Regions from separate parts of the Mus musculus genome. Here region 1 is linked to region 2. The links are chromatin loops, found by intact Hi-C in ENCODE. Cell type or tissue: left cerebral cortex. All regions are shown on one strand. Links, peaks and the distances in the headings refer to the core of each region. The heading gives the core; the rest is flanking DNA.

The links. Peaks named below come from ENCODE experiments on the same cell type or tissue, not always from the same donor. Only the 100,000 strongest peaks of a DNase experiment are listed, where the experiment ranks them.
Region 1: a loop joins it to region 2, with 2.9 times the contacts of the local background. A loop is called at or near these places in 2 of 42 quality-filtered maps.

The regions. Positions count from the first base shown.
Region 1 is chr14:19,895,776-19,912,422 of GRCm38, forward strand. All of the region lies in intron 2 of Gng2 (guanine nucleotide binding protein (G protein), gamma 2), which reads right to left. Among named protein-coding and RNA genes, the nearest start is that of D14Ertd670e, 65 kb to the left of the region's middle. In left cerebral cortex, for the core only: no CTCF peak of the experiment used is centred there; DNase peaks (open chromatin) are centred at 8,473 and 10,057; H3K27ac peaks cover 1,639 bases.
Region 2 is chr14:19,850,536-19,867,182 of GRCm38, forward strand. No RefSeq gene overlaps it. Among named protein-coding and RNA genes, the nearest start is that of D14Ertd670e, 20 kb to the left of the region's middle. In left cerebral cortex, for the core only: a CTCF peak has its summit at 8,822 (motif pointing right); DNase peaks (open chromatin) are centred at 8,875 and 8,935; H3K4me3 peaks cover 401 bases; H3K27ac peaks cover 547 bases.

The DNA.
Region 1 (16,647 bases), core at 6,134-11,133, 45 kb after region 2:
AACATAGTACTTGAAGTCCTAGCCAGAGCAATTCAACAACAAAAGGAGATCAAGGGGATACAAATTGGAAAGGAAGAAGTCAAAATTTCACTATTTGCAGATGATATGATAGTATATATAAGTGACCCTAAAAATTCCACCAGAGAACTCCTAAACCTGATAAACAGCTTCAGTGCAGTAGCTGGATATAAAATTAACTCAAAAAAATCAGTGGCCTTTCTTTACACAAAGGATAAACAGGATGAGAAAGAAATTAGGGAAACAACACCCTTCTCAATAGTCACAAAAAATATAAAATACCTTGGTGTGACTCTAACTAAGGAAGTGAAAGATCTGTATGACAAGAACTTCAAGTCTCTGAACAAAGAAATTGAAGAAGATCTCAGAAGATGGAAAGATCTCCCATGCTCATGGATTGGCAGGATTAATATAGTCAAAATGGCTATCCTGTCGAAAGCAATCTACAAATTCAATGCAATCCCCATCAAAATTCCAACTCAATTCTTCACTGAATTAGAAAGGGCAATTTGCAAATTTATCTGGAATAACAAAAAACCTAGGATAGCAAAAACTATTCTCAACAATAAAAGAACCTCTGGGGGAATCACCATGCCTGACCTCAAGCTGTGCTACAGAGCAATTGTGATAAAAACTGCATGGTACTGGTACAATGACAGACAGGTCGATCAATGGAATAGAATTGAAGACCCAGAAATGAACCCACACACCTATGGTCACTTGATCTTTGACAAGGGAGCTAAAACCATCCAGTGGAAAAAAGCATTTTCAACATATGGTGCTGGCACAACTGGTGATTATAATGTAGAAGAATGCGAATTGATCCATTCTTATCTCATTGTACAAAGCTCAAGTCTAAGTGGATCAAAGAACTCCACATAAAACCAGAGACACTGAAATTTGTAGAGGAGAAAGTGGGGAAAAGCCTCGAAGATATGGGCACAGGGGAAAAATTCCTAAACAGAACAGCAATGGCCTGTGTTGTAAGATCAAAAATTAACAAATGGGACCTCATAAAATTGCAAAGCTTCTGTAGGGCAAAAGATACTGTCAATAAGAGAAAAAGGCCACCAACAGATTGGGAAAGAATTTTTACCAATCCTAAATCTGATAGGGGACTAATATCCAATATATACAAAGAGCTCAAGAAGCTGGACTCCAGAAATTCAAATAACCCCTTTTAAACATGGGGTACAGAGCTAAACAAAGAATTCTCAACTGAGGAATACCGAAGGGCTGAGAAGCACTTGAAAAAATGTTCAACATCCTTAATTGTCAGGGAAATGCAAATCAAAACAACCCTGAGATTCCACCTCACACCAGTCAGAATGGCTAGGATCAAAAATTCAGGTGACTGCAGATGCTGGCAAAGATGTGGAGAAAGAGGAACACTCCTCCATTGCTGGTGGGATTACAAGCTTGTACAACCACTCTGGAAATCAGTCTGGCGGTTCCTCAGAAAACTGGACATAATACTACTGCTTCGAAGATCCCACAATACCTCTCCTGGGCATATATCCAGAAGAAGTTCCAATGGGTAATAAGAACACATGCTCCACTATATTCATAGCAGCCGTATTTATAATAAGCAGAAGCTGGAAAGAACCCACATGTTCCTCAACAGAAGAATGGATACAGAAAATGTGGTACATTTACACAACAGAGTACTACTTGGCTATTAAAAACAATGAATTTATAAATTTCTTGGGCAAATGGATGTATCTGGAGGATACCATCCTGAGTGAGGTAACCCAATCACAAAAGAAGTCACTTGATATGCACTCACTGATAAGTGGATATTAGCCCAGAAACCTAGAATACCCAAGATACAATTTGCAAAACAGAAGAAAATCAAAAAGAAGGAAGACCAGCATGTGGATACTTCATTCCTCCTTAGAATAGGGAATAAAATACCCATGGAAGGAGTTGCAGAGGCAAAGTTTGGAGCTAAGATGAAAGGAAGGACCATCCAGAGACTGCCCCACCCAGGGGTCCATCCCATAATCAGCCACCAAACCCAGACACTATTGCATATGCCAGCAAGATTTTGCTGAAAGGACCCTGATATAGCTGCCTTGTATGAGGCTATGCCAGTGCCTGGCAAATACAGAAGTGGATGCTCACAGTCATCTATAGGATGGAACACAGGGTCCCCAATGAAGGAGCTAGAGAAAGTACCCAAGGAGCTGAAGGGGTCTGCAACCCTATATGTGGAACAACAATATGAACTAATCAGTACTCCCAGAGCTCGTGTCTCTAGCTGCATATGTAGCAGAAGATGGCCTAGTCGGCCATCACTTGGTCTTGCAAACTTTATATGACCCAGTACAGGGAGCACAGGGGAACTCCAGGGCCAAGAAATAGGAGTGAGTGGGTAAGGGAGCAGGGTGGGGGGAGGGTATAGGGGACTTTTGGGATAGCATTTGAAATGTAAATGAAGAAAATATCTAATAAATTTAAATAATGTATTCTCCTTTCATCTATTACATCCCATCTACAGTTTGCCCTACTTTCTCTCCTCCCCACCGCCACCCCTGCCCCCATCCACTCCTTCTTCCCCTCTCAGTCTCCCCTGCCCATCCCCATCTCACTCCCTGGCCCCATCCACTCCTCCTCTATTTTTCTTCAGAAAAGGGCAGGCTTCCCATAAATATCAACCAAATATGGCATATCAAGTTTATTGCTCCTTTAAAAAAACTTTTTATTGATTCTTTGTGAATTTCCCATGATGCAGCCCAATCCAACACATCTCCACGTCCCTTCTTTTCCACCCTCCACTCTTGCAATCCCCCTTCCAAAAGAAAATAAAAATAAAATAAACAAATAAAATAAAACAAAAACAAAACCATCTCACTGTAGAAGCTATAGTGTGTCCCACAGTGTACTCCTTTCTCCATACATCTTTACTTGCAAACATTCACACGATGAGTCATCCCAGCCTTGAGCCTTCTTTAATCCATCCTGAATTAATTTTTGTTTATCATGTCAGGTATATATCTTTATTTTGCCTATGGCTATCTGATTTTTCCAACCCCATTTGTTGAAAATATCTTTTCCTTCACTAATTATAAACTAGAAGTTTGTTTTGTTAAAGCTTACTGCCTTTCCCCAATTTAAAAGTGGGGCCTTTGGGAAGAGTTACATCATGCAGAGGGAGGTCCCACAATGTGATTAGGAGGAGACAGAAGAGAGGATTGTCCCCAGCCCCCAAGAAAAGTGAGGAAAAGCTTGACACCAGCAGAGCAGGAAGAGGACCTTTGACTGTTTTCTTGTTGTTGCAGATCCAACTGATTGATACATGGTCCTGGCACCCTTGTCACACATTGTCTGAATATGTAAGACACGTTTCTGAGTTCTCTCTCTTGTCCCATTGGTTCAAGACAGGTGGCTTCTCTCCACAGCTCTGCCAAATTGTTTTGACCACACAGTTGTAGTAGGTTTTGAAAACTGCAAGTGTGAGGGCTACTTTAATTTGTCCTTTTGGATAATTGCTTCAGATATTTGGGACTTTATATAAGAGATTTTTCTAATTTGGCTAAAACCATTGTTGGAATTTTCATAGGTGTTATTAACATAAATTTCTTTGGGGTAATATTGGCATGTCAGTGGTCACTCTTCAATCCCTGGCTCTGGAATATCCTTTCATCTATTTATGCATTCTTTAATTTTTTTCAGCAATGTTTGTCAGTTTTCATTGTAGTTTTATTTTTGACTAATTACTAGATATCATTTTTGATGCAATTATAAGAGCAACCATTTTCTTAAATTTCCCCTTCGGATCATTTCTTGTTCATGTATCGAGATGTTGCCTCACTAATTCCCTGCCTGAGTTGGAAGCAGTTGCATACATACATGGTGAAGCATGGTTGAGGAATGTACTGTGTACGTCGTGAGCACAGCGGATTTAAGAGAGAGGTCCATCCCATCGGATGCTTAGGCACATCAATAGCAAATCACCAAACCATAGTCAACACTACTAATGTTCTCTTCCATTTTACAGGTAATTCTAATTGGACAGCATTTATTCTAAGAGAGAAGAAACAAATACAAGCTTGCTAATTCTGAAATGGCTCTAAAATAAGGGAAATTCTGGGATCACACAAAACTTCTGATTGTACATACCTCTTAAAGACCAGTGACAAAAAAATAATAAAAAAGAAAGTGTCTTTGTGTTAAAATACAGGTTGGGTTCAGTGGTATAGCATTTTCCTAGCATGCCAAGGCCCTGAATTCAATTTAATTCAACTCAATTCAATTCAATTCATTTTAATTCCCAGTATAACAAACCAAACCAAACAAAACCCCAATCCAACCCAACCAAACAAAGCCAAACCCAAACCTAAAGCGATCATTTCTACACACTGACTCCCTGCTTTCTCACCAGCCTGGTCCTTGGTGATGTATTTGAGTTCTGCAGAGTCCAGCCCTGAGCCCTCAAGCCTCCAACGAGGTGTGCTGGGCAGTGATGGTCATCTCTTCTAGGAGTCCACAGGGCAGAGAAAATTGAGTCTGGTTTCAGTTGTTTGGGGGAAAGGCTACAAGACCTGAGAACATTTCTGGGAGTCAGCTGCAGAGATGGTCAAAAGCCAGACAAATGCTAGAGTGACTTTCTTTGGACTAGCAAGATGTCCTGGGCCTAGCTTGTAGTCACCAAGCCTGTATCATTTGCCAGCCATCATGTAGCATGGGATGCGTGTGGTTACTTTCCTGAACTAACTAATTAACTAACTCTCTCCCACTACTTCTTCCATTAGCATAATCTACTTTATGGCAATTTCAAGTGGATCTAATCTTTGTCCCGCACCCCCCTGCTTGCCCCCTGGCAGTGATAGCAGAAGGCATCTGCAAGTGTGTGCACTTCCAGTTGTAATAGTGAATGGAGACATAAGTGGTATGTAATGTGCTGAGGCAGACACCAATGCTCTGCAGCATGCCACTTAACAATGAAGCGTGCTGTTCCAAGTGCCCCTGGCGCCCTCAGCGAGAGAACACTCAAAAGACAGCCATCAAGCCACAAACAACAAAGATGCTCACAGAACACACACCACTGGGAAAGCATCCACCACCTACCTAGAGCCTGATGTTCTATGATTCCCATGACTGTCCTAGCGATGAAATGCGGGATAAGAGCTCATGATTCTCATTAGCATCTCTGTGCTTAAGGGATCTGGGATTCCTGATCATTTAAAGTAGAACAGCGTCTCTTTGCGCCTCATCCTGGTAGACTGAGTTAGGTTGAGCTGGATTTGCCCATACACAAAACAAAACAACAACAAAACCCTAAACACCCCCACAAATAACAGATATCTCTAGAACAGTCAGAGATTATATGTGAAGGACTGTAGAAGTTTGCAGGAATGCTACATCCCACCTGAATTCCAAACCCACGAAGAACACACAAGACCTTCTATTCAAGGTCCACCCAATCTATACGCGTCCCCACCCAATCCAAGGACTAGGAAAGTACTATGGGGGCAATAACTATTTCCTTTCTTTTGAGACACATTCAGCTCTTCCATTTTCTTTGGGAGGAACTTTTCGGTTAAAGAGCCACACATTTCCCTGTCACACAGGCTTTCTTTCCATGACATGAAGATAAATAAGTGTTTTGAAAATGCCCTAGAAAGTGTCAGTTAATTGTGGAGAATTTTATTCTTTTCATCCTTTAATGGGTTTTGTTTGTTTGTTTGTTTTTTAAAGCATTCTGACAGTTTTCCCTGGGAACTTTAAATTACAACTGTGAATTTCCCTGCACCATGTTTTGATATTTTCCACAGGGGTGTTTTGTGTGTGTGTGTGTTCGATTAGTTTGTTTTGTATTAAACTGGTAGTGAACAATTTATAGATCTGGAATACAAATTACAGGGTACAGTCTCCCAGCCATTTGATATTGTCTTTGTTGTTTTCATTGGTCAGCTAGCCATATCACTCGTGCATGGTGGTTAGTTCATTTTAAATTGGAAGACCAATTTTAAATTGTCCCAATTAAAAAATATTTCAGAGGCCGGGCAGTGGTGGCGCACGCCTTTAATCCCAGCACTTGGGAGGAAGAGGCAGATGGATTTCTGAGTTCGAGACCAGCCTTATCTACAGAGTGAGATCCAGGACAGCCAGGGCTACACAGAGAAACCCTGTCTCAAAAAACCCAGAACATACATACATACATACAATAAAATTTTTTGGAGATTTTACAATGATTTTTTGCATATATATCTGTGCTAAATGGTCACACCATAATCATCCAAGTGGAGCTTGGGTAATTTGCCATTTGCATTTTTACCCTTACTCAAATTTATTGCAAATAAGTGACATTATATATTGTATATATAAATGACATCATATATTATATATCATATATCATCAGATTCATAGTATTATATATACTGATGAGATTAGCATATACGTACTTATAATTTCACCATCAGGATATTAGTGAACATCTGGACAAATGATGACTGCACTCTAAATCAAATAATGGTATCACATGACTCTGCCCATGGCAGAGTCTCATGGCAGCTATTAGTCTTGCATCCCTTCCTGCTACCAGTTGGCCACTTGGACTTGGAAATAGCAAATTAGTGAGGGATCTCTCAAATCAGCACACATGTGTCGATGCATCAAGTGTTACCCCTTCTCCTTTAACACTGTCAAGCCCCAGGGTACCTGGATTAGAATCTGCTATGCATCTTCACTCATTCGGCCCCAGCCAAGTATTTCAACAACTGGGTAGTCACAAAGGTCTTTTTTTTTTTAGACTCATGGTGTCTTTGTTTCCTTGCCTTTCCTCACTTTTGAGCAGCACTAAGAAGGTTTGAGGCACAGAATGAAAACAGATGGGGCAGGGCACACACAGTATGTGTATATATGGTGTATATGTGTCCACACCAACAGTATGTAGGAGCTTAGACACAGAAGGTGCTGAACAATCATGGGTTCTACAGGTCACTGACTTGTGTGTAAAAGACAGGGAAAACCAAAAGATGGGAAGCAGAACAGAGAGGGGCAAGAGGAATGCTGGGGAGACACAGCAAGAGAAGACATCCTATATCATCCTTAGTGAGGTAACCCAATCACAAAAGAAGTCATTAGATATGTACTCACTGATAAGTGGATATTAGCCCAGAAACTTAGAATACCCAAGATACAATTTGCAAAACACAAGAAAATCAAGAAGAGGGAAAACCAACGGGTGGATACTTCATTCCTCCTTAAAATAGGGAACAAAATACCCATGAAAGGAGCTACAGAGACAAAGTTTGGAGCTAAGACGAAAGGATGGACTATCCAGAGACTACCCCACCTGGGAATCCATCCCATAATCAGCCACCAAACCCAGATACTATTGCATATGCCAGCAAGATTTTGCTGAAGGGAGTATAGCTGTCTTGTATGAGGCTATGCCAGTGCCTGGCAAATACAGAAGTGGATGCTCACAGTCATCTATAAGATGGAGCATAGGGACCCCAATGGAGAAGCTAGAGAAAGCATACAAGGAGCTGAAGGGGTCTGCAACCCTATAGGTGGAACAACAATATGAACTAACCAGTACCCCCAGAGCTCGTGTCTCTAGCTGCATATGTAGCAGAAGATGGCCTAGTCGGCCATCACTGGGAAGAGAGGCCCCTTGGTCTTGCAAACTTTATATGCCCCAGTACAGGGGAACGCCAGGGCCAAGAAGTGGGAGTGGGTGGGTAGGGGAGCAGGGCGGGGGGAGGGTATAGGGAATTTTTGGAATAGCATTTGAAATGTATATAAAAAAATATCTAATAAAAAAAGGGATACAGGAAAAAAAAAAAAGAGAAGCCATCCTAGGTAGCCTTAGGGAGTTCACAGGTAAGCTGGCTAAAGAGCAGGCTTGATGATAAGGAAATAGAAATCTCTCAAGAGTAGTCCCTAGCCCTAGTCTGTCTTCTGGCTCTACTCTTTCACTAAGGGACAAGGAGTTCATGTGAGTACATTTCACTTGTACACCAAAAGTTTGCCATGTGTAACAGTTGGGCCAGGTTCATTCCAGCATTACCCTACTTAATCCTCAGCACTACCAGGGGAAGTTCGAGCACTAGCTCCCTCCACCCCCCCACCCCCCCACCCCCCCGCCACCCGCCCCCTAGTGAGAAAAATGTTCCTGTCTGCCTGGGAAAGACTCTCTTTAGATGTTTCTCAAGTCACATCTTCAAAGCACCAGTCTGGTCCTAATCTGGGGTCTGTGGCACATGTCTACTCGTCTGCACACACATAAAATTCATTTCTTATGCTCTGTGGGGCTCTGTAGCTTCCAGGGGAGCTCATGTGAATGAAACCAACAACCAGACCTGCGATCGGGCTAAAGGGGAAGAAAACAGGCCCAGAGAATGACTTCAGACTCACACTTGTATTTCCATGGGAAGGAAGTGCCTCTTAGGGAGGGTGAGAAAGCACATCCCAGTGACTTCCTTCCACTCTGCAGGGGGGCTGACTCCGTGGTGTGGACAGAGAGGAAGACTCTGCATAGCTTCCCTGCAGGTGGCCGGGGACAGAAATGACAGCATTATTTTGAAAGCATTCTCTTGTACAAGATGGAGCCTTCCTTGTGGACACGGGCTAGCTGATTTTCATGGCCTTCATGAAAAACATAGGCCTCAATAAAAGTGTTCCTTTCAAAATCACCAATTTTGTAAGATGAAACAGAAGAGGTTGTATTGCCAGGCTAAGATGGCATATCAGCTTTCAGTTTTCATCTGAGCTTCAAATAAAGCCCTGGTTGTCTCAGTAAATGGTATTCTGGATACTAGGTAAGCCTTGTTCCCACCAAGAAAAGATTAGTATTCTGTAATATATATGTTGTTTTTTTTTTAAACTTATTATGTGTATGGAAGGAAGCCTTGATCACAAACCACAGGATTCTGAGGTCAGAGAAATACAAACTAGTTTCTATGGCAATGGCTGTTAACCTACTGATGTCTAATCCTCTGTAGCAGCAGGCAATGGGGATCTGAAGGCAGCATGTGGCCTTCTGCTTCCTTGAAGAGATTATCTATTGGCTAATTAATTTCTTTATAAGAAACTGGAGCTTCATTCTTAAATCCTCAACAAATTCCAAACCTGAACCCGCTTCCTGGGGTTTGGTAGACTTCCCTGGCTGAGCTTCCTACGGAGGCTCCAATGTTCATGCTGGCTTACCAAAGGAGACAAAGCAGCTGGTCAACAGAGATGCTGGGCTCTCCAAGTGTGACCTGGGGCTCTTCCACTCACATTTGCTTTCATTTCTGAATTGCCTGGGAGTTCCCTTGATGCAAGTGATAAACAACACAAGACCGAAAAAGCATGCATCAGGAGACAGGAGATTCTAGTTGGCACAGGAGCTTCCAGCTATGACAGGGTGGAAATGCCAGTCTTCCTAGGGCCTCTCTTGCTTAGCTATAAAGTGAGCATTGCACAGGTGTGCCTAGCCTTGCAGCAGTCCATTGTAAATTATAGAGTGCTGTGTGAACTACGGAAAACAGTAACTACTACGGTTTACGGAACCACCCCTGCGCATGGTGACCTAAAAAGACTATATAAACATCTACATTCTGTACAGCAAAGAGCATGGAAAAGAAATCATGGACTGAGAAAGGCAAAGGAGAAAAATCTGTGAACTCCAGTAATAAAGACTTAAATAATGAATGAGAATTTAGATGGTTCGGGGGAGGGAGCTGCCAAGGAGAAAGTAAGGAAATCTCCATGTCTACCTTTGAAATTTCTAATTTTCATGATCAATCTGTCAAAGAGATGACGGTGATCATGTCATGATTTTAAATTATCAAGGATTTATTGAGTGCTTAGCGGGTGGCATCCAGAGGCAACAACCACGTAGTCTATTTAAAGTTTCTATGGGAACCAGCTGCTAGGCAGATTCTAGAACACGCTGTGAGCTTTCTCAATGATGCTAGAAAAACAGCTCCTCTCACTGTTCCCTTCTGCAGGGCAGACCCATGTCCACAAATGGCCTGTGTAAAGGTTTCCTTGTACCACAGGATAAGCTGGCAAGCCTCCCAAGCAGGCTTGCGGAATTGGCTGCTGTATCTCTCCTCAGGCCTGTTTCCTGTATGCAAAGGTCCAGCAGAGCCCACAGCAAGTGTTTCTGGCAAGAGAAATGCTGCCTGCCCTGGGCCCACATCACCAGCTCTGGTCTTCAGCCAAGTTCTCTGTTCTCCCAACAATGTAGCTCGTGCCTATAGCAGCGGCTGTAGTGATTTTGCATCCACAACAGTCTAGAAACCTGTACCAGGATAATCCAAGCCTTTTCTCTGACTTTTTGTTGTTGTTTGCTTGCTGACTGGTATCATCATCATCGTCATCATCATCATCATTACTATTTGGTTTTTCGAGACAGGGTTTCTCTGTGTAGCCCTGGCTGTCCTGGATCTCACTCTGTAGACCAGGCTGGCCTCGAACTCAGAAATCCACCTGCCTCTGCCTTCCAACTGCTGGATTAAAGGCATGCACCACCACGCCTGGCACTGGCTGGTATTAAAGATCATTATTTTGTTCAGACATTTATCCAATATTCATTAGACCTGCTACGAATCACTGAAATAGCTGTGTATCTATCTTCACTAAACGGTCTGTTCCAGGTTTCCCCAAGAGCCTTTGCACATGCGCTGTGGCATTGTGGGTGGAAAGGTTGCATGTCCTGCCCACTTTTGTCTCTTACATTTGGCCTCTAATCACTCCTTATGAATAAGAGGATTTTGGCATGGCCATTTATTTTATGTACTTAAAGAGAACATTTTAAACAGTATCGATTGCAGAATAAAAAGAGGCTCTGGCTGTGCAGTGTTGCTGATGGAACTGCTTGTTGGGAGGTATGATATAAATGTTGACACATGAGTGACAGGGAAAGTTGAAATCACTTCGTTTTCTAGAGGAGGTGTGTGTATAGTGGTAACTCTTGCAGTGTAAACAATAACTCACTCCAGAGAGTCATCTATTGCATGGGGACCAGCAAATGACCACATACTAGTTAACATTATCTTCTCAGCAGGTGCACACACACACACACACACAGAGAAAGAGAGATATTTAAAAAAAGAAAAACAGGGAGGTAGTGGGATTAGAGGTGCAGTTTAGTGGTAAAGCACATGCTTAGCAAGCAAGAAGCCTGGGGTCGTGAGTTCAACCTTTAACACCACAAATGGAAGAAAAGGAAGGAAAGAAGGAAGGAAGGAAGGAGGGAAGGAGGAAGGAAGGAAGGAAGGAAGGAAGGAAGGAAGGAAGGAAGGAAGGAAGGAAGGAAGAAGAGGAGATAATGTAGAAGAGAGAGACAATGAGAACTGAGTGGCAATGTGCTACCTATTCTTCCTAACCCGAAACTTACAAAAGGAAGCTGAACCATGCATTCTGCATCATCAGGAACATGGGCCTTTGACTTCGTAATTCTTTCAGAGAGACTAGTGATCATAGCCTGACAGAGGAGCTCCCAGTTGGGCCAAAATCTGCACTTCCTAACAGAGTATGTGTGTCACCGGCTACCAGAAAAGGCAAAACCCCAACCTAGATTGTATCTGGTCACCTGCAGATTAGTCCCTTTTTGAGTGGTTTCCAGAAAATGGTAAGAGAGAAGTTGGCACACTAGTGTCAGGCTTGTTGCTTGCCTCAAGAATGCATGACTGCTCCGAGGTGAGAAGTGCCAGACTCAGAGCCTGGGTGGCTCCCTCTCCGAATGTTGTCCTATGACCCTTCTACCACCAAAGAGCTACTGAGTCAGATGTATCCAGGAGCAGGCATGGTAGGGTAGAGCAGGAGTCTGTGCTGATGATGCTCTGCTCGTCCTCGAGGCTGGGCACTTACTGTGTAGAGGAAGGCTGAGTGCACAGTGCTATGGAGGACTTTCATTCATTAAACAGTAGTTAGCCGGAGCACATTAGGAGCACTTTCAAGCTGCTGTTATTAGTTTGTATTAATGAAGGAAAGAAACAGTTGATAACTAATCGGTCGCATACTACATTAAGGGATTATAGTACACTGGAAAAAAGAACTAGAGTGGTATGCCAGGGAATGACAGGAGCTGGGTGGAGAACCTTCCAGAGGCACGGTCAGGGAACTTGATATTTGAACCTGGGCCTGCGTGAGAAAAGTTCCTGGGTGGTACCACCTAACAGGATTGCAGATGGGAGGGCGGGGGATGTTAAATAATAAGTGTTCATTTGCTGGTCCCTGTGCAATGGATGACTCTCTGGAGTGAGTTATTGTTTACATTGCAAGAGTTACCACTATACACACACCTCCTCTAGAAAACGAAGTGATTTCAACTTTCCCTGTCACTCATGTGTCAATATTTATATCATACCTCCCAACAAGCAGTTCCCTCAGCAACACTGCACAGCCAGAGCCTCTTTTTATTCTGCAATCGATACTGTTTAAAATGTTCTCTTTAAGTACATAAAATAAATGGTCATGCCAAAATCCTTTTATTCATAAGGAGTGATTAGAGGCCAAATGTAAGAGACAAAAGTGGGCGGGGCATGCAACCTTTCCACCCACAGTGCCACTAAGCTAGAAAGTAGACAATTATCTATCGCCTTTGCTGTTTTGCTGCTCATCTTCTCCAAAGGATGTTGACTTGGGAACTGGGAATCCATTTTTCACAAAAAAGCTGAACATTGCTCATCCAAAAATCTGAACTCTGAAATGCTGCAAAATGTGGCCAAGAGGTCACAAAACTCCATAGTTGACATTTGTGACAGGTTGTGGGCAAAACACAGGGATACTAAAAACACTACATAAAATTATCTTGAGGTTTTCTGGGATATCTCACTATATACGAAAGTATTGCAAAGTCCAGAACAAAACATCCCCACTTCTGGGTCCTGAGTTTTATAGATAAGACTGATATATACATGATGTACATACACCATATCTCTTTGGAGTAGCCAGTAATTGTGTAGATTCACAAACCACCATCATCATTGCATGTACCATCTTAGGGAGCTGTTAAACCATGTTTGATGCTCATTTTCTTCCATTCTGTCCTACCCTGATAGAAATAAGACCCCCTAGGTCACAAGAGCAGTTCTGAAAAGGCCAAGGTTATAACCTTAACTGACCTTAGGTAACACACCAAAAAATCCTTAAGTCCCTAGGTTGAACAGAACCTAAAAGTATTCCTGTAGACAGAACCATCTATCCAAAACAGATCTTTTTTATAACCACCAATGAAATACTTTAAGTATATGTCTGTACTGGCTAGTTTTGTGTCAACTTGACACAGGCTGGAGTTATCACAGAGAAAGGAGCTTCAGTTGAGGAAATGCCTCCATGAGATCCAACTGTAAGGCATTTTCTCAATTAGTGATCAAGGGGGAAAGGCCCCTTGTGGGTGGGACCATCTCTGGGCTGGTAATCTTGGTTCTATAAGAGAGCAGGCTGAGCAAGCCAGGGGAAGCAAGCCAGTAAGTAACATCCCTCCATGGCTTCTGCATCAGCTCCTGCTTCCTGACCTGCTTGAGTTCCAGTCCTGACTTCCTTGGTGATGAACAGCAATATGGAGGTGTAAGCCAAATAAACCCTTTCCTCCCCAACTTGCTTCTTGGTCATGATGTTTGTGCAGGAATGGAAACCCTGACTATGACAATGTCATACAGGTTTATGTACTCAGAGTGACACTGTTTTATTTAATAAACATGGTTTCTTTTTTCTTTTTTGCAGGTGGTAGCTCATGAAAGAAGGCCTTCTCCAGGAACTGGCTAAGGATTTTTCTATGAATAAGCAAATTTTAAAAAGGCTCTAATATCAGTTTCTTTCATTTACTTTAAGCAAGTATGAAATATGAGGCATCTGCAGCCTGTAGAATGACAACCCTTATGTTCTGGGTAAATTAAATACAAGAGATAGGAAGTGTATCTGAATTGCCTTAGAAAATATGAGTACAAAAAATAAATTGTCGCCCGGAGTGGTGGCGCAAGCCTTTAATCCCAGCACTTGGGAGGCAGAGGCAGGCAGATTTCTGAGTTCGAAGCCAGCCTGGTCTACAGAGTGAGTTCCAGAACAGCCAGGGCTACACAGAGAAACCCCGTCTCGAAAAACAAAAAAAAAAAAACAAACAAACAAACAAAAAAAAAGGTCAGAACCCAGTACTTAAGAGCATCTTTGACCTACTTAGGTGTACTTTTTTTTTTTTTTACTGTTTCTTAAATTTTTAGAAAAGCATCTGACGGGCCCCCAACGGAGGAGCTGGAGAAAGCACCCAAGGAGCTGAAGGGGTCTGCAACCCTATAGGAGGGACAACAATATGAACTAACCAGTACCCCCAGAGCTTGTGTCTCTAGCTGCATATGTAGCAGAAGATGGCCTAGTTGGCCATCATTAGGAAGAGAGGCCCCTTGGTCCTATGAAGGTTCTATGCCCCAATATAGGGGAATGCCAGGGCCAGGAATGGAAGTTGGGGAGCAGGGGGAGGGGATAGGGGATAGGGGATTTTCGGAGTGGAAACTAGGAAAGGGGATAGCATTTGAAATATAAATAAAGAAAATATCTAATAAAAGAAAGGAAGGAAGGAAGGAAGGAAGGAAGGAAGGAAGGGAGGGAGGGAGGGAGGGAGGGAGGGAGGGAGGGAGGGAGGGAGAGAGAGAGAGAGAGAGAGAGAGAGAGAGAGAGAGAGAGAGAAAGAAAAAGAGAGAAAGAAGGAAAAAGAAAGAAAAAGAAAGAAAAGCAAAGCCTCTGACAACCCTTCTCCTGAATGCTGGAAGCATTACTGACGTCCAGACTTCTCACGAAGTTGTCTTTCCCTCCCTTCAAATCAACAGCCACAACTACAGCAACCTGAGAGGAGACCATGAAGGTGGGTCTGTGAGTAGCCCTCCAGCACTGAGGACTGCGCTCCCTGACGGGGTGGGTCTGCTCTGATATCAGGAGATCAAAGGCACTGGCCTCCATTGGCTCACCTTATTATTATTTCTGGGCTGCTTTACGAAGACTTAAAATGAAAGGAAAAGAAAAGTGAACTACAAAGGCTCCCTGATTCGAGTGTGCGGAGTGTTTGCCTGCCGAGTGGGTTTCCGCACTTCAGTAAGACAGGTTTAATGTTGTTCAGGGGGAGAGGGATAATTGTGTGGCTCGCCCGGGAATTTTTAGAGGATGTTTTTCTCTTGTAAGTGTGGTATCTTGTGATGGAAACTGGAAAGGAAAGACTCAGAAGCTGGAAAGTTAGCGAGGCCAGGAGGCTGCGGACTGAGATGTGTCACAGTACTCAGGGCACAGAGAGCATTGGTGAGGAGAGGGACCCTGCGGAGAGGGCTTGGTACTGAAAGCAGAAGCTAGAACTCTGGGTCGGAACTTCAGCTGCATTGAGTGACTATGCGTGAGCTAGCTCATGCTGGGACTTCCGGTACTATCCTCATGAATGCTGCTTCCTTTCTGGTTCTTTCTTTTAGTTCTTCAAGAGACCTGGTATGGTATTTATTGCTCCTCTTCCTGTATCAGTGAATCCCACAGATTTGGACTCTGTTAGGCCACACCCCCCAAAAGCAAATCCCTGAGAAAGACACGGAAATGTATGGAAAATCTCTGAGGCCAACAGCAACCGGGTGAAAAGGGAGTTTCAGACCTTCTCACTGGAGGCATCACTCCTGGGTTTCCAGGCTACTCTTGGTGATTATTCTCAGACTCTCCTCTCTTTGATCCACCACCTCCAACCCCTAACCCCCCTACCAGCTACCACCCCCTACCCTGTACTGCAATCTACTGAATTCTCTGCCTTTGAACTGTCCCTCAAAGCTACTGGACAGAGACTTAACCAGGCTCACATGCCATCATATGTCAAGGAGCCTCCCAGTCTCCCAGCAGCCTTGCCTGGTTCTTTTTCTACCACAGCAGCTGGTAAGGCCCCCGAGTCCTGGCTGGACAGGACACTTAGGTGAGTCTGGAACAGTAAGAGTGCTAAGTGAGCACAGACCACAGGACCCACCTCTATGAGAACCCAGAGTTCACTACAGTGGATCCTGTTTCCCACCCTCATGTCCCCAGTTCCCTTTGAATGATTTTTCCACCCTTTTCTTCTTTCCTCAAAGCTCTTCTTGTACCCCCTTGCTCTCTGTGCTCATTCTCAGCTGGTCAATTTGCTTCTTATCTCAGAGAGAAAACAGCAACAACTAGATGAGAATGTGCATATCCGCCCTCCTGGATGTCCCCTCCCCCACCCCACCCCACCTGAGCATCCTTCCTAAGCCTGGCTTCTAGGGTGAGTGAGTGCCTCCTGCCCTGTGCCATCTCCTCCTTCCCTGTGCCATCTCCTCCTTCCCTGTGCCATCTCCTCCTTCCCTGTGCCATCTCCCCCTGCCCTGTGCCATCTCCTCCTGTCCTGTGCCAACTCCTTCTGTCCTGTGCCATCTCCCCCTGCCCTGTGCCATCTCCTCCTGCCCTGTGCCATCTCTTCCTGCCCTGTGCCATCTCCTCCTGCCCTGTGTCATCTCCCCCTGCCCTGTGCCATCTCCTCCTGCCCTGTGTCATCTCCCCCTGCCCTGTGCCATCTCCTCCTGCCCTGTGTCATCTCCCCCTGCCCTGTGCCATCTCCTCCTGCCCTGTGCCATCTCCTCCTGCCCTGTGCCAAATCCTTCTGTCCTGTACCATCTCCTCCTGCCCCTGAGCTCCTGGTTTTCTCTGACATCAATA
Region 2 (16,647 bases), core at 5,940-10,939:
AAGTCCTGCTGCAGCAGGAGTACAACCTTGGCCATCTCTGGAACACAGCCTCTTTGTGCTTTCAGAAAACACTTCCCAGAAGATGTCACCTCAATGATGCTGGTCTCTTCTTAATCACTGCTAATTTCTTAGCTCCAGCTAACCAGCATCAATAGTCCCAGTAATGCAAAGTTTTTGCTTTAGTAGTTCTGGTATCTTGTTAATCACAGCTGATTCTTCAGCCCCAGCTAACCAGAACTACAGAATCTTCACATTCAAAACAGCAATGGCTCTGAAAAGAGTCTTTAATCTTCCCTCTGAAATTTCACAAGCCAAGCCTCCATCTTCTGCAGTGTTCTCAACATTATCTTCCAAGCTCCTACACAACATCCGACAGAGCTCTTAACAACGGATGGATCTTCATGCCCAAAGTTCCAAAGTCCTTCCACAGTCCTCCCCAAAACATGGTCAGGTTGTCACAGGAATACCCCACTCTGCTGGTACCAATTTGTCTTAGTCAGGGTTTCTATTCCTGCACAAACATCATGACCAAGAAGCAAGTTGGGGAGGAAAGGGTTTATTCGGCTTACACTTCCATACTGCTGTTCATCACCAAGGAAGTCAGGACTGGAACTCAAGCAGGTCAGGATGCAGGAGCTGATGCAGAGGCCATGGAGGGATGTTCTGTACTGGCTTGCTTCTGCTGGCTTGCTCAGCCTGCTTTCTTATAGAACCAAGACTACCAGCCCTGAGATGGTCCCACCCACAAGGGCCTTTCCCCCTTGATCACTAATTGAGAAAATGCCTTACAGTTGGATCTCATGGAGGCATTTCCTCAACTGAAGCTCCTTTCTCTGTGATAACTCCAGCTGTGTCAAGTTGACACAAAACTAGCCAGTACAGCAAGTTATAACTTGTGGTTATTGATGAGAAAGTAGATTTAATAGCTTAGAGCATAGATATCTGTACAGCTCCAGTGCTGATTAAAGGCTTGTCATAAATATAAAAGATGTGTTGTATTTAATGGGAACTGAATGATCAAGGTAAGATAGAAACCTCCGATTGAGGTTAAATATTACTACAACAGGGAATAACATTTAAAGAGGGGGGAAAAAACCATATGAAGACCTTCAGTATCTATGTAAGAAAGTAAAAACTTCTGTTTTGCTAAATTAAGTAGTTAAGGCAACTTAAAATTATCTTTGGGTATGTATAAGCAAGTTACAGAAGCAAAAAGTAGTTAGTCCTAACAAATAGATAGTCACGGCTGTACTTTTTTGGAAGAGGGGGACACTGAATCAGAATTACAAGGAAGTTATCGTCCAGGGACTGGAGTCAGAGGAAAACGGCTCAAAAGCCGTTTGGTATTCAAAAATACCAAGATGGATGCCTAGTATAAAATGGAGTTTCTTTAGCCACATCATTTCCTACTATCTCTAAATCATATGAATCAAATCATTGGTTCACATTTATTTAGGGATAAAGACTGATATTTTAATTGTCAGTCAATCAATCTTAAGGGAGCTTAAGATCTAAGCTCCCTTACATCTTAAGTAACCCTTTTTGTAACTCTCCAATTTTAACAGGTATTTGTAGGACTGAAGGTGTCTAGAGGCCAGCATGAGCTTTGATGTGCTGAACACTGTAGACAACCATTTGTTTCTTTTGACAGTGATAGGAACATGTCTTCTTTGGTAGAGGGGAACTGGTTTTCTTTGGACCTAACATTCCAGACTTTTGTTAATGATAAAGGATGATGTAGTCTCATCAGTAACTGCTTCCTAGCCAAACTAGGACATCATTGTCAGGCCCAGAAAGGCTGGGGTGATGGACAAAGGCCTGGAGGGGGACAGGGTACATCTGGTTTGTTGTCCAGGTTTTGTTGGACCATCTGAGGTTCATGAAGTATGGGTGGCTTTGGAACAGTCTGACATGCTGGTCCAAAGCTAGGGCTCAAACTGGTAGGAAGTTTTGTCAGAAGCGTCTGGCTTACATTGACTTCAAGCCCAGGCACTTGCTGGTTTGGAAGGGCCACCTGAGGCTGGTATGTTTGGAGCAGTGTGGAGTCTTAGTTGATTGGAAATCTACTGGAACAATTATATAGACTAGGAAGAGAAGTTAAAGCTTAAGAACTTAAAGGGAAATCTACATTTGGACATTTTAGGCCCATTATCCTGGTAGTTGGGGGAGTGGAGGAGTCCTGAGACTAGAGGAGAGCTGGAGAGAGATCCTACCCTCAAGGACAGGCAGCTGGGGAACTTAGCTGGAGCCCATTAAACCTGTGAGAGGCAGACCCAAGGCTCACGACTCCGACAATTCCTTGAAGCTTACCTGATTGTTTTTAGTTCACAAAAAGAGATAAACGTTTTAGCTCTATTAGCATTACCACTGTTTGTAACCTGTACTAAAGTCCACATTATAGGAAAATCAGCTAACAGGCCTCTGTAAGACAGCCAGAGTAGACTCACTCGTTTAAGTCACAGCTAAAGCTGTGGCTTTGGGTTAAAAACACGAACATTTTTTCCATTGTCCAGAGAGCTAGAAATATAGAGATTGTAGAGATGTTTTTAGCCAATGAGAAGCACCCTTATGTCTATATTTAGAAGACAACCAAAGACAAATTAAAATCTTGAGCTTGTGACTGAATAGTAAGGAGTCAGTGCCCTACCAGCTTATCAGAACTCCACTGACGAATATTAAAACTCTCAACTTTTGAAGTCTTAGTAAAGTATACCATAGAAGGGAGTAAGAAATCAGAAATATTTTCTATTTTTCTGTATACCTTAAATCTTTTTCTTATACTGTTACAATTTGCATTTACATACTTTAAATCATTTTCTTAGACCCCCGGGGAACTTACTTAAGTGTTCGTATCTACAGACCTTTATACTCCTTAAAACACTTCCTTGGACACTCAGAACGTGTAGACTTTTAACCATTTTTTATCTAATCATTTATCAGAGACACGAGTAGTTATTACTGAAAGCAGCTATTGCAAAGCAAGTTCTTTTTAAATAAAGGAACAGTAAAACGTTACATCTGGAACCTGTTTATCCTTTAATATGAAGACTGTTAGCAAGGCAAACCTACCAACCTTTCTCAGCAGGAGACATGGTAGCTCCTAGGAGACAGCAAGGCCTGATTTTTACATATGAAATGAACTTAGCGGACTGCAGCCTTGGGGAAAGGAGCAGGTTGCCTGTTGCTGTTAAACTAACAAAGCTCAGTTAGCCATCAGAGATTTGAGAAGAATAAATTATAGCAGGAAGCATAATCCAAAAGGCCCATATACCAGTTAAAATGGCAGACACTTATCCATCACCTAGACAGTCACCCCATCAGGCTCCAGGGGTGCTTCACTGGGGGCAGAGGTCCCAGGACAGTGGCAGTCTTTGGCTGCCAGGCCCAGAAGATCTGAGAGGCTTTCCTGTGGCCAAGGGACTTGGAAGACTGACTCGCCTTTTATAGGCAACGTGGGGTGATCAACTCTCCAAAGTTTGGGCTGGGTCCTGGTGGCCAATAAGGCATTTGAGGCAGTTTAATCCAGTGGTTAGTGTTGCCATAGTCCTGGTGGAGTCATTGTGCCCCCTTCTTTAGAGACCTTGGGGTCACTGCTAGGAGCTGGAGTCTGTCTTTCATAGTAAGCTTTTTTCATTAAACATTTTAAATGCAATATTCAGTAGATCTCTGAGAAGTCTGAGTACCATTATCTATTAAGTATATATGAGCTAAACAAACTTTTTTGGTTTTAGTTACTTGCTTAAGGTTTAATACAGAGAGCTAAATTAAAAGCTTGTCCCTGAAAATGAATTACAATTGTACTTAGCATGATTACATAGTTTTGAGCACATTAAAGAATGTGATCATTTATAAGATGACTGAATATTAACTTCCATGCCCTAATTATGTTAATAGTTTATAAGATGTTAGCCGCTTTAATAAGATTAAGATTTGACAGTTTTATCCATGTTAAGTTTTAGTCTCAGAAATTATAATTTTTGAATGGAAGCTTTCTTAGTATCAAAATGAAATGTAAGTCATAAATGTAGCCCATAGAGAGACTGGGGATTTAAAAAACTATAAATGTAATTTATAGAGAGATCAGAAACCTTATTTTGATTTTTTGATTTTTTTCATAGTACACCATTACAAACTATTATACTTTTTTGTATGACTCAGTTTATCCAAATAATTAAGGCTTAATGAAGTTAGCAAAGATAAAGAAGCTAGGTATACATTTTTATTTCAGTTATTGTTAATCTGGGTAGACAGAACTTTGGAATTTATGAACCTTATTTATCAAATACATCTTATTTGTTAAACATATATATTTTTTATTTTAAAATTTTAAGACAAAAATTATCACATAAAAATCTATCCTAATCCAAAATATCTTGGGGACCTGTTGCTATCTCCTTAGTCTAGAAAGATGACCAGAGTTGATTTCAAGTTACATATAAGCATGAATAGCAAATTATGATTACCTATTTTTTATTTATTTTTTTAATTTAATTTTATTATTATTATTTATTTATTTATTTATTTTGATTTTTCAAGACAGGGTTTCTCTGTATAGCCCTGTCTGTCCTGGAACTCACTTTGTAGACCAGGCTGGCCCCGAACTCAGAAATCCGCCTGCCTCTGCTTCCCAAGTGCTGGGATTAAAGGCGTGCGCCACCATACCCGGCCCTATTTTTTAATTTTTAATTATTAACCTTTTTATTAAAAATTTTAAGCTAAAGTTTTTACTTGGAATTTTATAGGTCCTCCCCACCCTCACCTTGAAATGGCCTTACAGATCCTGAGAAAGAAAGTTTCCGTTTTAGCAAAAGTTTGAGTATCCATTATCTTGAGTGAGGGAACAATTTTGTAAACAGGAACCAAGAAAGGGGCAGAAGCCAAAGAGCTGGACATCAACAATTATATTTAACCATGCTAATTGTTGTATAAACCTTTTTTTAATTGAAATAATATGGGGCACTGATAAATTATTTCTCTGTTGTTGAAATGAACCTATTCAAACCAGATTAAAATATATATAGTGCAGGTTTATTAGGAAACTGCTCTTGGGCAAGTTCACTGGCCTCCAAGGACTGAAGCCAGGGAAGCTGCCAAGAGGAGGGAGAGAGGGGAGGGGAAAGAGAGAGAAAGTGACAGAAGTGGGGTGGAAAGAAAGCAACAGAGAGGAGACAAAAAAAATATGTCTGGATTATATAGGGAATAGAGGGAAGAGTCTCTGGGGTAGGAGGGACAGGCATACTAGCCCCTGGACTGGAGAGTTCAGGGTTGGGAACAGGGTATACCAGATAGGGACTGAGGAATGCTGGGAGAACCTGGAGGCCAGGCCTGCTTTAGTATATAAAATATGCACCTCAGCTCCTTATCCCAGGTCTGAAATCCAACAGTAACAAATAAATATACCATTTGTTGTAAGAATTTTTTTTCTGGAGGGGTGTGTTTTACATAATATCTAGAGCCTTTACCCATTACATATAACAACAGCTTTCCCTTAGTTGCTTAGGTAGGCTTCATCCTAATTTTTAGTGTTTTAGCATGTATACCCTAGTTTCTCCAGAAAACCTTGAGGCTTCGTGCAGTTAAGGCCTAACTTCACATAACCAGCTGACAGGAGCCAGCTGGCAAAAAAGCTAGAAAAAAAAAATTTTTTTAAATAAGAGTGAGGAAAAAGGATCTCAAACAGGAGGGTGTAGAGAAGTACCGGATGTATCTGTAGGACTTTAATGGCAGGTCCCCGCAAGCCAATGAAATGGACAGAGCAAGCTTCAGTGGGGAGTTAGTGTAGAGGCAGCCAGGAACAATCTATCCCAGAAATCCTGAAAATGTTACATGGAGCTCAGAGGCTATTTGGCTGTGCTAAATTCAATTCCTACCTCTGAAACAAAACTTGAAAAGATAAATACAACAGAGAACAGAAAAAGACAGTACAACAACACAATCAGAAAGAAAAAAAGATGAACTCAGACATATCTTCACTTATACACTAAAACCAAAAGGACAGTAGGGTGTCCCCTCAATCCCAGAGACAGGGTCTACAATATTGTTATATCTTGCTTTTTGTTTCTCCAAATGTCTAGACTTCAAAGTAGGACAGAACAACTCACTGATAGGTCCAAGCTTTAGAAGCACATTCTTACTTTCTTTCTTTTTTTTTTTTTTTTTTTCTCACTCCATAAGAAGCACACATGGAAACACAGTGTCCCTCAGTAGTATAAGCATAGTCCTTTGAGTCTATGTAAGGACAACATTCTTACTTTCAATTTACAAATTTGTGGCAGTTGCAATCTGGGATCCCTGGGACCTATCCAGTCCACTTTGGGTTTGTTCCCTGTGGGGCTTATTCCAGACCCCTAGCCCTGAGTCTAAGGTCTCCTAGGGATCTCGCTGGGGCCTCCAAACATCATGGCGTTTGTGATCCCTGGAAAAGACCCAGGAAAAGAGTTAATCCAACTATAACTTTAAAATTTATTGTCTAGCTGCTAGAAGGACAAACAATCTATGAGTCAAATTTGAGATTGTTGTGAAGGAGGGGCATGCAGAAGGACTTTTAAAGGGAAAAACCTTCAATATCTTTGTAAATAAGTAAATACTGTTTTGTTCTGCTAAATTAAGTGGTTAAGGCAATTCAAAACAATCTTTGTGTATCTGTGTAAGCAAGTTGCAGAAGTAAAAAAGCAGTTAGTCATATCATAACAAGTAGATAGTCATAGCTGTCCATTTCTGGGTGGTGGTCACTGAATCAGGGTTACTGGGAACTTATCTTTCAGGGAGTGGAGTCAGAGACAATGGCTGGCAAGTACCAAGATGAATGCTTAGCATATAATGGAGTTTCATTAGCCACACAGAGTCATTTTGATGGCCCAAGCTTTCCTCACTACAGTCAAAACCTCTGAAAATGAGAGCCAAATAAACCTTTCCCTTATAAACTGTTATGCCAGGCATTTTGTGATAACAACACAGTTTGACTAATATATCCACTAAGGCACTGAGGCCTTTCCATCCACCAAGCCAGTTTCTTAGTGAAAGTCCTTGGTCTCTGCTATCTCAAGCAAAACGTTCCAACTATTGGTCCTTTTGCATCCACTTATCATCATGCAGCTGGGGTGAAAGTCTAAGTACCAAGTCAAATCTTGACACTTTTCGGGGCTCAGTGATGCCTCTGGAATGAAAAAGTCTGGAGAGCCTTGCTAAGTAAAACAAATTATGAATTTTGTTTTATTGCAGAAAGTTATGGGAGGTTTCTGAAGAGACAAGTATTTGGTACAAAGGAGATTTGCTCCAGAGGGACAAAAGGCAGCAAATTAGAGACAAAGATAGAAGATAAAGGACAATGGAGAAGGGGACAGGAACAAGAGATGGGGGAAGGAGTATTAGCCTGAGAAGGACAAAGGACTGCCTCTGAATAAAGAGGAGACAGACATGACCCATAGGCAAATGGCAGTTTGTAAAGGTAAAAGGGGAAATCCCATGTTAAAATGAGGTGTTTAATTTTGACTGGGCATGTTAATTGGAACAGCCAAAATGGGGCTTTTGATCTGGACTTTAGTATTTTGATAGCTGGACCTTGGTAGTTAGCCTGAGGAGGAGGAAGTGGCCAAATAAGGGAATAGATCTTGGTAGTTAGCTTTAGGAATGTAATCTAAGGGTTTTTAATAAGGCAGAGGAAATGGGGAAGGGCAAGGCCTGCCAGAGCCATGTTTGCCATGCCTAGGCAGGCCACAGTCACTTCAGTTTGTTTTGTTAAGTCACTAACAAACAATTTATACTTCTAGATTCATAACTTTGTTGTTTCCAACAGTTATACATATTATAACACAGTCCTTAACCAGTTCCAACCAGGCCTGCCTCTCCCACATTAGAGGGGCTGTTTACAACCTAACAAGCAAACATCACTCTGCCCCTGCTTGCACGTGACCATCCTTCCCAAGGCTGTGAGCAGCAAGATCACCTGTTCATTAGCAGGGTGTTTTGGGAGCTGTGCTTAGGAAGGCATTGTTGGCCAAGGTTTCTCCAGCTTCTCTAGCTTCCCTTAGACTTGCTACTCATTTGCATTTAAAGGGAGTATAGTTCTCTCACTGGGTCCCTACAGTGGCGATTCTGAACATAGCTATAGCTCTTGTCACCCAAAGTGAAGTAACTTCAATTAAATTATTTATATGTATTTATCTATCATATATGAATTTTAAGCATGAATAATACATAAATATAAAATAATACGGTGTTCTAACCCCATGGCCAGGCATGGGAAATCTCCCTTTCAGTTGTTGATCAGGGGATTCCAAGAGACACCATCCCCAAACCATCTAGGGTATTGTCATAATCCTTGGTTATCACCTTGAAATTGAAGGTAAGATCTCATTGCTGAAGATACCACATACTTCAGACACAGAAGTATGACTTTCATAGTGTGAGAAGGTACTGTGCAAGCAGACGAGAGAGAGAGGAACAATCAATAATCCTACCCAGGTGGGGTGGGGGAGGTGAGGTGGAGTGGAGGGGTAGGGACATCTTCTCGGAGACAGGGGTGGGAGGAGGGTGGTGGGAGGGAGAGGAATGGGATGAGGAACTGTCAGAGGGTAGACCAGGAGGAGGATAATGACTGGACTGTAAAAAAAAAAACGATTAAAGATAATAAATTAAATAGAAAGAAGGAAAGGAAGGAAGGGAGGGAGGGAGGGAGGGAGGGAGGGAGGGAGAGAGAGAGAGAGAGAGAGAGAGAGAGAGAGAGAGAGAGAGAGAGAGAGAGAGAGAGAGAGAGAAAGAAGTGTCCTTCTGAGAACAGGCCAGTAGAGGGAGCTTGTAAGAAAATATTTCTGTCTAGGAGCTGGAAAATTCCCACCGAGGAGACTCCGTGATTTTAATTATTGTAATTAATGGTAAATTCAAGCAGACTTACACAGGACACAAACCAGAACAGCCACAAATTTGCGGAGGTGCCAAGTGCAGGAAGCCCAGTGGAGAGCCTTCCAAAGTGCTATTCAAGCTCCGGGTTCCAAGCCTCATTCCCATTACATAATTCAAAAATCTGTGGGATTTAGGATGTGCAGTGTTTAGGTTCGTCAGAGCTATCTAAGCTTTCTGAGAAATTATTCCCAAGTAGAAAGTCAGTGCTGGCTGGGAGCTGTGAAGAAGCTGTTGTTCTCTAGACTTTGCCTTTCTTGCAGCTTGAAGACAGGGAGCAAGAATGTCACACTGATGGATGAAACCATCCAAGGAAAATACAGAAACTGCAATTTGAGTGCTAAGTAATTTCCATGTCAAAACTTCTCTTTTGATACATATTTTTGGTTGTGAGCCTAGCCTTTAACGGCTGAGCCATCTCTCCAGCCCTTGATACATATTTTTAATAAAATCTATCTATCTATCTATCTATCTATCTATCTATCTATCTATCTATCTATCACTGTTGTTGCTATTGTTGTATACAGAGTTTCTCTGTGTAGCCTTGGCTGGCCTAGAACTTACTCTGTAGACCAGGCTGGCCTCAAACTCAGAGTACCTCTGCCCCCTTGGGTGCTGGGATTAAAGGTGTATACCACCAGTGCCCTGCTCTTTTGAGAATTTTAATCATTATACTACAAACACCAGGTGAACTTGGCTATGGCTTTGGTTTGTTAACCCCTGATCTAAACCAACACTTAGCCCAACCTTCGAACTTCATCTGCAGTGTCTGTGTTTCTCTTCAGGAATACTTGGATAAATATTTGCTTCCTGGGCCCATGTAGAGATAGTCACCTCAAAAACAAACAAAACCCCAAACAAGAAAATTAAAAACAAACAAACAAAAATTAATCAAACAAACTACACCCCCCCACACACACACCACCACTACCACCACCACATTTCTTTGAGCACTCCAGAAAGAGAGGCAGATGGATCTCTGTGAGTTGGAGGCCAGCCTGGTCTACATTGTAAGTTCCAGGACAGTTAGTACTGTGTAGAGAGACTATGTTGTGGTAAATCTCCTCCCAAATATGCCCCGGCAATGACAACACAACTCAGTTAATATGAATACAAGCCATGCGCCTAGATTGGGCAGATCTACCGCTACACTACCATCTTCTCCTGAAAGTATAACAACGTAAAAACAGAATTCTAGGCCTTTAGGCCCAGGCTTGGGAATGTGGCCTTTGTAAAGGTATGCTAATCATAAAAGAGATAGCGACATTCCTCTACCCACCTGCTTCCTGGGTTCAAAGAGTGCTCATTCAAAGAAAGTCACCCTGGCCATTACCAGAACCTGCAATGCAAATGTTCTATTGTTAGGGGCTCTTAGAAGCTGTCTTGAGAGTTAACAATTACCAGGTATTCCTTGTGACTCTTGTAACTTTACACTTCCTTGTGACTCTTAACTGGTATCTTTGGTATCTTCCAACAACGCCCTCCCCACTTCCTTGAGTTTCTGGTTTCTTCCTTTAAATACCCCCTTACCCAGCTACTCGGAGCGCCAAGGTCCTCTACCCTGTGTGGTGTATGACCATGGGCCCGAGAGCGCTCTTGAATAAAAATCCTCTTGCAATTTGCAGCAAGACCCGTTTCTTGTGGGTGATTTTGGGGTGTCGCCTCTCCTGAGTCAGAATGTGGGGGAGCCCTCACATTGTGGGTCTTTCATTCCATCTTATCAGAACTTGAACTTAGAACTTGCAGTTTCTCCAGGCCATGTGCTTCTGCTCTGCTTTTCTTAGTCTTCTTCCTCCTCTACACCCTCTCCCTCTTCCATTTTCCCCTTCTTCCCTCCCCTACCTTCTGTTCCACCTTCCCTTTTATCTGCCCAATCATCAGCTCTCCTTTATTTTACAAATTAAGGTGGGAAGCAGGTCTACAGGAAATCACCTGAGTGGTGACTCATTCCTTGTTCACAACCACTCACAGGAGAACGGAATTAACATCCAATATAATGAGCCCCAGGACTATCTACCACAAGACTATGTCTCAAAGAACAAAACAAACGATCAAAAAGAAAAAAAAAGACTCTTTAAGGTGCCATTGTGTATTGGCTGAGCAGAGATAGCTTTTAAGGACTGGGACTGAGGAACGGAGAGATGACTCAGTGCTTCTGCAGAAGATCTAGGGTTCAGCTCCCAGCACCCACGTGACGGCTCCCAACCCCTTTGTAACTCCAGTTCCAGGGAGATCTGACACCCCTTTCTGGCCTCTGCAAACACTGCACACACATGATTCATATTCATACATGTAGGCAAAACACTCATGTGTATAATATATGAGTACATAAAAACTGGGACCCAGGTCGGGATTAATAGAAACGTGATTCTCAGAGAAAGCAGAGTTAACTGCTCCCCTGGCATGAATATCTACTGTAGGATGTGCTTGGGGTGTAGCATGCCCTCTGGTGTCCTGGTACAGAACTAAGGGAGGAGAGAAGATGCTGTTTGAGGCACTGATTGAGGCAATGGAGGTTTTTGTACAAGTGACTCAACTTTTCTAGCTTGTATATCACACTGAAAGGGAATATTACCCATTGGGGCTCTGTGAAGGAGTACAGATACGTTAGAAACTTTCACCCTGGCAAAGTACCTGACAGAAACAGCGGAAAACAGGAAGGACCTATTTCTGCTCATGGTTGCAGAAAATTGAGCCCACAGTATGCTAGGTTGGTTCTGTGGCCAGCTAGTGGAAGCATGTTCAGGCAGTTTCTTGCTTCTTGGTGGACAGGAAGCAGAAAGTCAGTCTAGGCAGAAACAGGTATAGCCTTCAAAGACAGTCTCTCAGTGACCTACTTCCCAGGCCCGCCAAAGTTTCCACAGCCTTCCAAAATGGTGTTACTAATTAGGGACCAACTGTTCAACCATGAGCCTGTTGGGGTATTTCATATTAAAATCTTCAAGTAGGCACTTAATCCATGCTAATATTTAGTATCAAGAGTTAGAGGGAAAACCCCCAAAATGCCCGTGTATAAGAACCAAGATAGGAGCTATGGATTAGAATGGAACAAGAAGATCTTAAGATAAAATGTATACCAGCCCCTCTGCCTTACCTCTGGTTTATAACTGGAGGGGAAATCCTAGGTTTTAGTACAAAACGGGCTAGGCAAGAGTGCCTAACCTTTTGATGGTGACACCCCAAAGTCAATTATAAACATCACACAGAACTATGCAGTCTGGTTACAGATAAACGAGTAAACCATAAAAGCCCTTATAAGGCTTAAAGTGAGTTTATCATTTCGTCATTTTGTGTTGAGCCTTATCCGTCACTCTCCTTGGCTGCATGTGACCCATGGGGCCATGGGCAGTACACACATGGCTCCCAGACTGATTAGCTCTTATTGGAGGAACTCTATACCTTGCTTGCCCTTAAGCTCTTTGCTAGCTTCTGACGTAGGCCACTGATAACAAGGTGAAATGGTTCTTACTTGAGCTGTACAACTGAATTCTGCCTGAAGAAGCTCGCCTAGTTGTGTCCCCTTTATGAACAAAGCCAGTTTTGCTTCCCTTTGCAGATTCATCAGTATTCCAAATCTATAAATGTCTCTGCCTCTGACTTCCATTTTTGAGCTCATTATGACATCTGCTTAATTTACTTATTAATAATGAGTTAAACAAAATCTTTGATATGTGTTCTTTCAACTCTTATGTCAGCCATGATTTTGTTGTTGTTGTTGTTGTTTTGCACAGAAAATTATCCCTTAATTTCCTGCTTAATTATGAACTTGAAATCAGAGATGTTTTCCAAGAAAGCCTTTAACAGCATCCTAGAAGACAGTCCAACACATTACCCCTTTCTCTCTTAATCATCTTCTCTTCTAGCTGGGCCTAATGGTGCATGCCTTTAATCCCAGCACTCAGGCCAGTTCAGGCCAGCCAGGTCTACATAATGAGTTCTAGCTCAGCCAGTGCTATATAGTAAGATCCTGTGTCTTAGTTTGGGTTTTATTGCTGTGAAGAGACACCATGACCATGAAAACTCTTATAAAGGAGAACACTTCATTGGGCCTGGCTTACAGTTTCAGGTTATGAGTCCATTATCATCATGGTGGGAAACATGGCAGCATCCAGGCAGACAAGGTGCTAAGTGGAACTTAGAGTTCAACATCTTGACCCATAGGATACAGAAGAAGACTGTGTGCCACAATAGGCATGGCTTGAGTATAGGAGACTTCAAAAGCCCTCCCCAGCAGTGACATACTTTCTCCTACAATGTGACACCTACTCCAACAAGGCCACACCTCCTAATAGTGCCACTCCCTATTCCTAGCATTCAAACACACAAGTCTCTGGGAACCATACCTATTCAAACCACCATATTTCACTCCCTGATCCCCATTGGCTTGTAGCTACAACATAATGCAAATTGCATTTAGTCCAACTTCAAAAGTGCCCATAGTCTATCACAGTTTCAACAATGTTTAAAAGTCCAAAGTTCTAAGTCTCTTTTGAGATTCATTCATCTCTTAACTGTAATCCCCTATAAAATCAAAATTAAAAAAAACCAGATCACATACGTCAAACATATAATGGCACAGGTTATACATCACCGTTCCAGCTGTAGGGAAAGGGACACAGTGAGGAAACACTGGACAAAGGCAAGACTAAACACCGGCTGGGCAAACTCCCAACTCTGCATCTCCATGGCTGATGTCAAAGTGCTCTTCAGATCTCCAACTCCTTTCAGCTTTGTTGCCTAAAACACTTCTTTCTCCTTCCTGGTTCCACTCCCTGTGAGCAGCTTTCCTTGGCAGGTTTCCCACAGCTCTGGCATCTCTAACCTCCTGGGGTCTCCAAGGCAATCCAGGCTTCACCTTCACAGCTTCACTCCATACAGGGATAACTCTGCCACATGCCTGGCCTTGGTGACTCTCCTTAGTTTCAGAAGGAGATTCCATAACCCCTTTCTTCTATCCTTGACTCTCAAGCAAGAACCACATGGCTGAAGCTGCCAAATTCTGCTACATGCTGGGGCTGGAACATAGCCATTTCATTCAGTTACATCTTCAACAAAATATCACAAGAATGATCTCTAGGCAACATTCTAAAACCTCTGAAACATCTTGAGCCAGGCCCCCACAGTTCAAGTCACCCTCGGCACCACTTTCTTCCATGTTTCTACTAGTATGGCCTGTTAAGCAGGGCTTAAAATATTGCACTGCTTTCCAAGTCCAAAATCTCAAAATCCACATGCCTCCAAACAAAGGCAGGGCCAGGCCTATCACAGCAATACCCTAGTTCCTGGTCCTGACTTCTGTCTTGGGGTTTTATTACTGTGAAGTGACACCATCTTATAAAGGAAACCCTTTAATTGGGGCTGGCTTACAGGGTCAGAGGTTTAGTCCATTATCATCATGGCAGGAACCATGGTAGCATCCAGGAAGACATGGTGCTGGAGAAGGAGCTGAGGGTTCTACATCTTCATCTTCAGGATGCAGATGGGGACTCTGTGCCAGACTGGGCATAGCTTGAGCATAGAAGACCTCAAAGCCTGTAGTCTCCCCTCCTCCAGCCTGAAACCTGCTTGCTCAGGGGTGGAGCTTCCTGCTCATTCGTTCTGCCTCGCCCACTGCTGGAACCTGCCGCTTTGCTGTTCAGAGCCACACACGTGCTCACCTTTCTACTGGACCAGAGATTATTCAGTGGGAATCGGGTCCCCTCCCCCTTCCTTCATAACTAGTGTCGCAACAATAAAATTTGAGCTTTGATCAGAATGAATTTGTCTTAGCTCTGTTCCTTCTTTCGCCCCGTCTAGATTCCTCTCTTACAGCTCGAGTAGCCATATCAGTCGAATCGTTCACGTTGTGAGCTGCTGGCAACAAAAGCCCACCTCCATAGGGACACACTTCCTCCAACAAAGCCACACCTACTGTAACAAGGCCACACCTCCTAAAAGTGCCACTCCTTGAGGGCCAAGCCTTAAAACACATCAGTCTTTGGAGGCCATACGTATTCAAACCATCACATTCTGTGTTTTTGTTTTTTGTTTTTTGTTTTTTGTTTTAATATTTTTATTAGGTATTTTCCTCATTTACATTTCCAATGCTATCCCAAAAGTCCCCCATACCCTCCCCTCCCCTCCACTCCCCTACCCACCCACTCCCACTTTTTGGCCCTGGCATTCCCCTGTACTGGGGCTTATAAAGTTTGCATGACCAATGGGCCTCTCTTTCCAGTGATGGTCGACTAGGCCATCTTTTGATACATATGCAGCTAGAGTCAAGAGCTCCGGGGTACTGGTTAGTTCATAATGTTGTTCCACCTATAGGGTTGCAGATCCCTTTAGCTCCTTGGGTACTTTCTCTAGCTCCTCCATTGGGGGCCCTGTGATCCATCCAATAGGGTTTTTGTTTTTTAAATCTTCTCTTTCTACTGACCTCTGCTTGTGGCCCTTCCTCTCAACAGTTCAAGTACTTTGAATGTTGTTTAAATTTTCATCCACAAAAGAGAGCTAGATGAGAAGACATTCCCCGAATAGCAAGCTGCTTTCCTAAAAAGCTTCTTTCATATTTTAAATTACTGTCCACCAGTAATCTCCTCCAATGATTAAGACTTTAGCTTATGTGAGTTGTACCTGTCACCACTCACCAAATTAGAGACTAAACCAATATATTTTAAACTATATTATTTACCAGACAAGGTGACTCACACCTGTAATGCTAACCCTTAGCTGAAGTGAGTGGATAGCCATGAATGTGAAGACAGTCTTAGCTACATAGTGGGCTACAAGGTGAGACTTAAAAATGTACAAACAGCCGGGCGGTGGTGGTGCACGCCTTTAATCCCAGCACTCGGGAGGCAGAGGCAGAAGCAGGCAGATTTCTGAGTTCGAGGCCAGCCTGGTCTACAGAGTGAGTTCCGGGACAGCCAGGGCTATACAGAGAAACCCTGTCTCGAAAAACCAAAAAAAAAAAAAAAAAAAAAAAAAAAATGTACAAACAACTTAACATAAATTATGTGTGTTAATTCATTGAAAATAACAGCTGCAAATCATTTCATGTTGGCATGTTTTTTATGAAAAATTGCATTTTCTAGGACAAAGCTACATTAAGAGGATGGACCTCATTCGTAATTTTTGCAGGTCTTTTTGATGTGTGCTTTATTAGAAGGAAGCTAGAGTCTCATATTGAGCCCCACATTCAGTCTTTTGTGGCATCACTATCCTGTAGCTTTTGAAACTTCTCACTCTGTGAGGTGATGACAAGAAAAGCAATACTCCAGGATTGCTACTAACTCAGCCTCCACTTTGGAGATCTCCTGGAAGGGCTGTGGGGACCCAATGAACTCCTGGAGCACTCCGTGAGAACAGCCATTATAAAATAAACACAAATCACCTACAGTTGGGGCCAGTGACATTTTGGTGGTGGGATGTGCTGGTCCACTGTGCTAGTTCCCATCTGAGAATGCTGGTTTGCGTTCACAGGCCTTCTGGGACAGCTTTCCCTTGCATGTGCGCATGTGGAGGGCTGCACGCATGTGCAGCAGCAGCTGTTGATCTGTGATTCAGATCCAAGCTTGTGTGGGCTTTCGTGCATGTGTTCTTAGCATTTGGACCGAAAGGGGATGGGGATTGGGTCTCAAGTGAGCACCCATGTTCTATCTTTCTCTGAGGATTACCACTACATGGGTAAGGATACTGGCTGGTCTTGCTTTTCTTCCTAAACTTTGCTCAAATCATGGCAGGAGGGGAAAAGGCCTCAGAAGTCTC